Regions from separate parts of the Homo sapiens genome. Here all the other regions are linked to region 3. A link is a contact called in ENCODE Hi-C data. All regions are on one chromosome and are shown on one strand. The core of a region is the stretch at or near the end of the contact, and the rest is flanking DNA. Distances in the headings are between cores, read along the strand shown.

Region 1 (2,700 bases), core at 20-2,519, 720 kb after region 3:
TTGGAAAGTAATCCAGTGGTATCTATTAACATTTTTGTTTTGGCATACGTTTTTGGCTCATGCTTTCAAAACATGAGAAAACAGAATACATGTACAAAAATGTTCACTGTGGTGTTTTATTTCATCTCCTACACTATTATTCCCAAATCTTTTCCTATACATGTCCCTCACTTCAGGGACCCTATTATTTGGGTTTCTTGCCTACTTCTGGCTACTTCTCTTTTCTGACACCTTTTCTCTTCCCCTGAAACCATTCTGTAACATCCTCTCCCTCCATCCTTCTTGCTATTTGATTTCTCTGTTATTATGACAAATCCCATGTAGGCTGCTGCCAAAAACCGTGCAATAGTACAGATTGAAATCACTGAAAATGTTCGGCCCCCTGCCTCACCCAAGCTCGCAGGGCTGCCCAGCAATGTCGTGTCTCTAGGCAGATGCCTCTCTTTCCCCTTTGTGATTATTCAAAAATTCTGCTGTCCATAGACCCCCAAACCTATTATTTCCTCTCTCCTTCTTAGTATATGACCTTGTCTTTGATTTCACTGAGAAAATGAAGTTCACCAGGTAATAACAGTTTACTTCCCTATCACTTGTAATAAACCCATCAGAATCCTCACCCATCTTTCCTTCTTCCATGGGGAAGGGGCACTCTTTCTACCCAAGGTTACTTCTTCCAGTTGTCCAGTCAGCTTCATATTCATCCACTGACTCAAGAATCTTGGTCTATAAAGCATCCTCTCTCACATGCATATTTTTTGGGTTTTTTTTGAGATGAAGTCTCACTCTGTCATCCAGGCTGGAGTGCAGTCGCACGATCTCGGCTCACTGCAAACTCCACCTCCTGGGTTCAAGTGATTCTCGTGCCTCACTCTCCTGAGTAGCTGGGACTACAGGCATGTGCTAACGTGCTCAGCTAATTTTTGTATTTTTAGTAGAGACGGGGTTTCACCATGTTGGCCAGACTGATCTCAAACTCCTGGCCTCAAGTGATCTGCCTGCCTCGGCCTCCCAAAGTGCTGAGATTACAGGCATGAACCACTGTACCCAGCCACACCCACATGCATTTTTAATCTCTCCCTTTCAACATAATTTTGTTACCTCAAGTTACAAAATGTGTTACTGTCTTCTATCTGTATTTTAAGATCTATTGACCCGACATATGACTCTACTTAGATATTATCTCTTTCCTTCCTGTCTTAACCAGACTTCAAACCATCTAAACTCATTGTTTCCATTTCCTTACCTTGTATGATCAGCCTGCTGAAATTTCACCTGTCACCACCACACCAGTGAAGAATGATAAACATGACCTTCATATTGCCATTTCCATTGAATACTCTCCTCTCATTATGTTACTTTACAACTCTTTGGCATTTTGTTCTAGTAAGTGCTCCCTCCCCCTTGAAAACCACTTCTTCTTTAGCTTTTACCACATCATTTTTATGCTCTTTCCTCTGTGCCACCAGTTTTCTTCCCTCTTCTTTACTTCCTTTCCCTTCTCAGTGCTAATATAGAAATAAAGACTTTACTATCACCAAAACTTTGCCCTGTGAGAGCATTACTAGCAAGGGAAAGATGTGTATTGTAGATGTTCCAGTGTGAAGAATATGAAAGACCTCCTTCTAGGTAAAAACCCCTCATTATCCTTCAAAAATGGAACCAGGGGTGAAGTCATCATAATCATGAAGAGCCTGGGGTTCACCTTATCTCTGCCTTGTGAGGGTATAAAGAAATAGGCACCCAAATTTATACATCGCTGGAGAGTTTACATTGGTGGGGCCATTTAAAGCTATCTTATAAAATTTAAAATGCATATTGCCATTAACTCAGTGATTTCCCCCATTATATTCACACATACGCAAAATGTATGAAAAGAACATTTATCTAAAATCTGTAGTAAAACCCTCAGGACCAAGAACAGATAAAACAATTTTTAAAAAGAAAAACAAAGTTGGAGAACTATACTACGCTATATTCTTACTTATAGACTTACTATAAAATTACAGTGGGGTAGAAGTGACAGGATAGATATATTTTAAAAAGGAACAGAAGAGAATGCAGAAATAAACCCATGTGTTGGCCAGGCACGGTGGCTCACACCTGTAATCCCAGCACCTTGGAAGGCTGAGGTGGGCGGATCACCTGAGGTCAGGAGTTTGAGACTAGCCCGGCCAACATAGTGACCCCTGTCTCTATTAAAAATACAAAAATTAGCCAGGCATGGTGGTGCACACCTGTGATCCCAGCTACTCAGGAGGATAAGGCAGGAGAATCACTTGAACCTGGGAGGAGGAGGTTGCAGTAAGCTGAGATCACCCACTGCACTCCAGCCTGGGCAATAGAGAGAGACTCTGGCTCAAAAAAAAAAAAAAAAAAAAAAAAAAAATCCATGTGTTCACGATCAATTGATTTTCAACATAGGTGCCAAAAGAATTCAATGGAAAAAGGATACTTATTTAAATAAATGGTTCTAAAATAATTGGGCATTTATAAGAAAAAAAAAACCTCAACCTATATCTCACACCATGTATAAAAGTTATATAAAAACAGGCTGGATACTGTGGCTCATGCCTGTAATCCCAGCAGCCCAGGAGGCCAAGACTAGAGGATCACTTAAGGCCAGGAGATCAAGACAAGTCTGAGCAACAGGGTGAAACCCCATCTCTACAAAATTTTTTTTAATTGGCCAGGCATGGTGGC
Region 2 (2,700 bases), core at 4-2,503, 620 kb before region 3:
CGTGAGCTGCGAGCATTCTACAATAAACTGCTAGGCAGGGCTGCGTACATTTAGCCATGAGTCAATATAAAGACTAGGTCTGAATGCCCTGGCTGTCCTCCGACCCTAGTCACCACCTTAAAACACACGGCCAATTTCTCTACAGTGCCTTCGGCCAGCCATCTGACACTAAAAGAGGGCTATTGTAATTCACAGTATGTCTTTAACTTTTGAACATCCAGTTTCATCCCACAATCACCTCTAAATCCTTTCTTTAAAATTTTTATCATGCACTCCAAAGGAGTTGGTTTTGACGCTTTCCCTCCCATTTCCTCCCTTGCGGCACACTCTCACTCTCACTCTCACTTTCACTCTCAGGTCCAGCAGACCCGGTCCTATTACAGGAGTTTCGGACACTGCTTAGCCAGGAAGGTGTCTTCCCCTGTCACAGCCTGCTACAGCTGCAAAGCTCGTCCTATCAGCTGTATGCAATGTCCTAGGTCTGATTTCCCCCCACACTCGCCTCAGAGCACACAGCCCGTGCTAAGGGATCTGTGCCTCCCCACGTCACTCCCTGCATTGGCCTCTCCCGAGACCATCGCTTTCACACACTTTCACACACCTTCCTTGCCCCAGGATTCCTCATTGGACGAAATGAGCCTCTCTCATGTCCCGGGTGAGTCTAGTTAGGCTCCCACTTTCACACACATACACCACTCCTACTGCAGGAGTCCTCATCGGATGGAATGAGCCTCTCTCATGACCTGGGTGAGCCTAGTTAGGCTCCCATATTCACACACATACACACACCACTCCCAGTTCCTGTCTCCAGATCCAGTGAACCACTTTCACTTTGTTAGTGGGGACATAAGCTTCATCCAAATTGGCAGGCCACTCCTGCTGCCCCCAGCCACTCTGGGTTGGATTAGTGGTCAGTCCCTGGGAGGTGATCAAGCTCCCCTTTGTCCCTATGGGACGGGCTTTCCTGCCTTGGGCCTATACTCCTTACCACAGTTCCTGAAGTGCTGGTATCGTCCTGCAGCCCCATCCTCGGTTCCATTGCGCTGCCAGGCAGGGTGCTGGGACGTGGGGAGAGCTGGTCTATATATCCGGGTGAAGCTCAGCTGTGGCACACCTTGGATGCCGGGTCTCTCCTGGCCCCGGGGACCTAGTATCGCAGGCAAAGGGGACAGTAAATCTGTCATCTCCAATCCTGATGAGCCCCCAGAAATGTATCGGGATATATAAGGAATCAGAGAGACCAAGGGATTGAGGAGGATATTTATTATTTAGGTGCACTGGTCCACTTGGATTAACATCCAAAGGACTGAGCCCCAAACAAAGAGTCAAGTTACCTTTTAAGCATTTCGTGGGTGGGGGAAGATTTGTGCAGGGGGAAGCGTATAACAGAAGCAAGAAACAAAGACAGTTATTCAATTGAGACATACATGACATCATTTCTTTTCAAGGAAAAACATGTTTTATGACTTGAGTTTATCTGTCTAGTGACCTTGCAGCTGCACAGCTAGAGAAATAGGGTCTTCATAATGCCTGGGAAAGGGAGAGATAAGGCTCACTAGCCACAGAAAACAGGCAGTTAATTTTTAAAGGACTCCGGCTCTTTCTCTTCCTCAGGGGGGAATTGGGTTTTCTTATATACAACTGAGTTTTTGCTTACACATTCTGTAATTTATTTTAATTCCTGTTCCATGCCAGCCACCTATGCTGCTGTTTTCCCCCTCCTTCCCCTTTCCCTAGGGAAGGGACTGGTGGCAGTGGGGCTATTCTTTCTTCCCCCAAGAAGAAAGGAAAGGGGGGTTCTGAATATTTTTCTTACTACTGGGAGTTTGTGTGAGGTTCAACGCCCCCCTCCCATGGGGATTCCTCACCTCTTTCTGAGGTTCAACCCGCCTCATGGGGATTTCTCACCTCTTTCTGAGGTTCAACACCCCTTCTATGGGGATTTCTCACCTATTTTTAACCTCCAAGACATCCCGACTAAGGAATAATCTACTGACCCTGCAGTTTCTCTCTCCTTGGTACGTCCTAACTAAGGAATGCTTTACCGTCCTGTGGCTTTTTTTTTTTTTTTTTTTTTAGTCCCGATCACCAAGGAAATACTTTATTGGCTCCCACAGCTTCTTCTTTCTTGGCCTGTGCACAAAGTTGTCGCCACAGTATGTGAGGATCCTTTAAGCTAGGTTGCTGGCCAGTTTCTTTTTTTTTTTTTTCTCTCTGTGTTGCTGAGAGTCTGGGTTTATTTGTCTCAATTTGTCATTCCTGAGGGCCCCTTCAATGAGGTAGGGGAGTGCACTCCCTCATGAGAGAGGACTGGAGACCACCCCTGGAGGAGAATGTATCCCCATACAGACTGCCACCAAATTGTTTGAAATGCTTGTTCCCCAGTGCCATAAAAAAATAGCACTTGAACATAGATTTATTTAGTGTGGCCATTTTTTTTTTTTACTTCCTGCAGAAAGGGTATACTCATCAGCAGTTTTGCCACGAGTGTACACCAAACAAAGGAGACAGCATCATTTATAACCTGCCGCATCCACCCTACTGCTGTATCCAGTTTCCATTGACTGGAACAGGACCTCACATTCTGTATTTGTCCCGACTGGCTAGCAATTTAGAACTTTTTAAAAGAGGCAAAGGTAGAGGAGAACAAAGGAAGGAGGAAGTAACTTGTGGAATGCTGAGAAAGGTAAAAACACTTTT
Region 3 (2,700 bases), core at 195-2,694:
TAATAAAAAAGCTATCCACACTTTTTGTAATAGCCAAATAAAATAACTTGAAGTCTCATTCTGCCTTTAAAAATATATTTTTCTGAGTAATCCTGAGAATTCTCAGAGGGTACTTAAAAACTTGTTTGTTGCTTATTAATTCTCTCTCTTAACTGTTGCTCCAGTCTGCTCCACTGGTCATATCTTGTTGATTTATCGCTGGTTCTGTATGATGTGGTCTTCAACCCACACTACTTTGCTAAGTTTTAGCACTCTTGCTCCCTGTATTATCCAAAGCACCAAAATAATAAAAGTAACAAAGTGTGTACCAGATGGCGGTAATTACAATAAGGATGATTAAAATACGACAATAATTATAACATCTCTATAGTGTTTCTATATGCCAGACACTAAATGTTTTACATATAATTCATGTAATCTCCAAAACGGCCCTGTGACTTAGATCTAATATCTCATTTAATATGTAACAAAACCAAGTCACAAATAATTGCTTTACCGGAAGTCTTTAAATTTCAGATCTACGCTTCACAGCCAGGCAATCTGACACTTTGGAAAAACATGACGTATTTTGACACTCAAAAATATAGGACGTTGGATGGGAATGGTGGCTCATGCCTGTAATCCCAGCACTTTGGGAGGCCAAGGCGAGTGGATCACCTGAAGTCAGGAGTTTGAGACCAACCTGGCCAACATGGTGAAAACCCACCTCTACTAAAAATACAAAAATTAGCCAGGCGTGGTGGCAGGTGCTTATAATCCCAGCTACTCGGGAGGCTGAGGCAAGAGAATCACTTCAACCTGGCAGGGGGAGGTTGCAGCGAGCTGAGATCCTGCCACTGCACTCCAGCCTGGGTGACAGAGAGAGACTCTGTCTCAAATTATATATATATTTAAAGCTGAATGCCTGGTTTCATTTTTGTCAAAGTTTATGGCAACTTCAATCACACAGGGCCCCCTACTGGCAGAACACCTCCTTTTCTTCCAGCTTGCACTGTTGCTGAAGCTTGCCTACTCACTTCCAGACTATTTAAATTCGTCTACTCTTTCCATAATTTCTGAGGGTGTTTGTCAAAAACACCAGGGATAATTGTTTAACTTCCGGAGGCAGCAATATAATAAAAACTGAGACAAAGAGCTGATGAAAACTTAAAAAAAAAAAAACTGGAAATGAGATGTCTATAGTAGGCTTCAAAATCTCCAACATATTTCTTGGAATCTTGAAGGTTGTGCAAAAGCACAGGGCAGTGTGAATGTCCAGGGCTGTATACAGGTTCAGGAGTTACCTGACAAGAACCTAAGCTCTCACCTCTGGCTGACCTCGAAGCTCAGCCTGTGCAGTGTGAATGTACAGGGCTGTAAACAGGTTCAGGAGTTACCTGAGAAGAACCTAAGCTCTCACCTCTGGCTGACCTCGAAGCTCAGCCTGTGCAGGAAGTGAAGGAACAGCACAGCGAACTGCTTGCTGAGGGTCCAGGGTGTGCCCCCAAGTGCACGCAAAGTCTCTCAGCAAAGAATGGGAGAGTGAGAGTTTTCAAACTCATGAATCGGTTTAAAAAGACAGGCAACAACAAATGTTTAAGTGAGAAAAAGACTACAGAAGTGATTTCCCAGAAAAAGGACACCAAAATGGCAAAAAAGCTTATCAAAACACTCAAATTCGTCATCAGAGAAATGAAAAAACTTAAAGGAGTCACTACACACCAACTAGAATATCTAAAATTTTTAAAGAAATAAACAGAAATAAAATCTGAGAATACCAAAGGTTGGTGAGAATTTAGATCAACTGAAATGTTCATAAACCTGAAGGAAGTTCAAATTAATAACCATCTTAATTTGGTCATCTCTACTAAAGCTGCACATCAGCATACTCTGTGAACCAGGAATTCCACTCACTCGTTAATAGAAACAAACATGTATGTGCACCCAAAGACAGGAATCAATATTCATAGCAGTTTTATTCATAATAGCCCTGAATTGGAATCAGATGTCCATCAACTATAAAATAGATAAATGTTGCAGCATCCATACAAGAAGCACTATACCCGTTACACATGCAAAAACACAAACAAATATCAGAAACCTACTGATAAGCAAAGAAGCCAAACATAAATGATCACGAGATTGTGTGATTCCATTTGTATGAAGTTTTTTAAAACCCTAGAATGACAAAGACAAACCAGCCTAACACAAATTGCTGCAAAACCTGAAAATGCTTCTTCACCGCCCATTTCAGTGTGGTTAGACCACTGATTCATCATCTCTGTTTCTTAGTAAAACTAAATGCTTATTTATGTCAATGTAACATCTTATTTCAAGTGGCACTTCCTCTCTGATGCACCTGTGGGCTGCGGTAAAATCTCATGCGTGCTCTGTTGGGGCATTTTTGTTTTGTATATCAATTGTCAGTAAATTACTTACTTATTGACATACTAGAAAATCAGCTCCCTGAAGGGAGGACATCATTTTTAATCTCAACTTCCAGTTTCAGGGAAAGCAATATAGTTTAACCATTGTATTTATAGGCTTTGGTGTCAAGTAATCTGGTTTCAAATTTCTGCTCAACTCCTATCCTTCTGTGTGACTTTGAGTGAAGTACCTTGTTTTCCTCATCAGCACTTAAATGGGATAATAAAGGTGCCTAGCTCCTACAGTTGTGATACCAGAAGACTTAAATGAGCCAATACCTGACACACACAATGT

The links. A loop is a pair of places that touch in the nucleus more often than their neighbours do. Pooled maps may share reads with other maps.
Region 1: a loop to region 3 is called in a pooled map, with 5 times the contacts of the local background. The contact joins two enhancer-like sites. A Hi-C loop is called at or near these places in 3 of 50 pooled maps.
Region 2: a pooled map shows a loop between it and region 3 (2.9-fold over the local background). The contact joins the promoter of KLRK1-AS1 here to the enhancer-like site in region 3. A Hi-C loop is called at or near these places in 1 of 168 maps with a recorded cell type or tissue (CD8-positive, alpha-beta T cell), 1 of 37 single-sample maps with no recorded cell type and 5 of 50 pooled maps.

Annotation. Positions count from the first base shown.
Region 1 is chr12:9,023,705-9,026,404 of GRCh38, reverse strand. It overlaps a transcript of KLRG1 not described here. Among named protein-coding and RNA genes, the nearest start is that of KLRG1, 36 kb to the right of the region's middle. Within about 2 kb of position 1,269, at least 3 of the 41 ENCODE cell types and tissues checked have a DNase peak (open chromatin) inside an H3K27ac peak, as active enhancers do.
Region 2 is chr12:10,362,322-10,365,021 of GRCh38, reverse strand. It overlaps KLRK1-AS1 (KLRK1 antisense RNA 1), which reads right to left and starts at 1,253. Exons shown (of 4, transcript NR_120430.1): 1 at 989-1,253. RefSeq lists enhancers at 203-272, 733-782.
Region 3 is chr12:9,741,540-9,744,239 of GRCh38, reverse strand. No RefSeq gene overlaps it. Among named protein-coding and RNA genes, the nearest start is that of CLECL1, 9.8 kb to the right of the region's middle. RefSeq lists enhancers at 871-940, 961-1,030. Within about 2 kb of position 1,444, at least 9 of the 41 ENCODE cell types and tissues checked have a DNase peak (open chromatin) inside an H3K27ac peak, as active enhancers do; they include CD8-positive, alpha-beta T cell, where a contact is called at or near this core.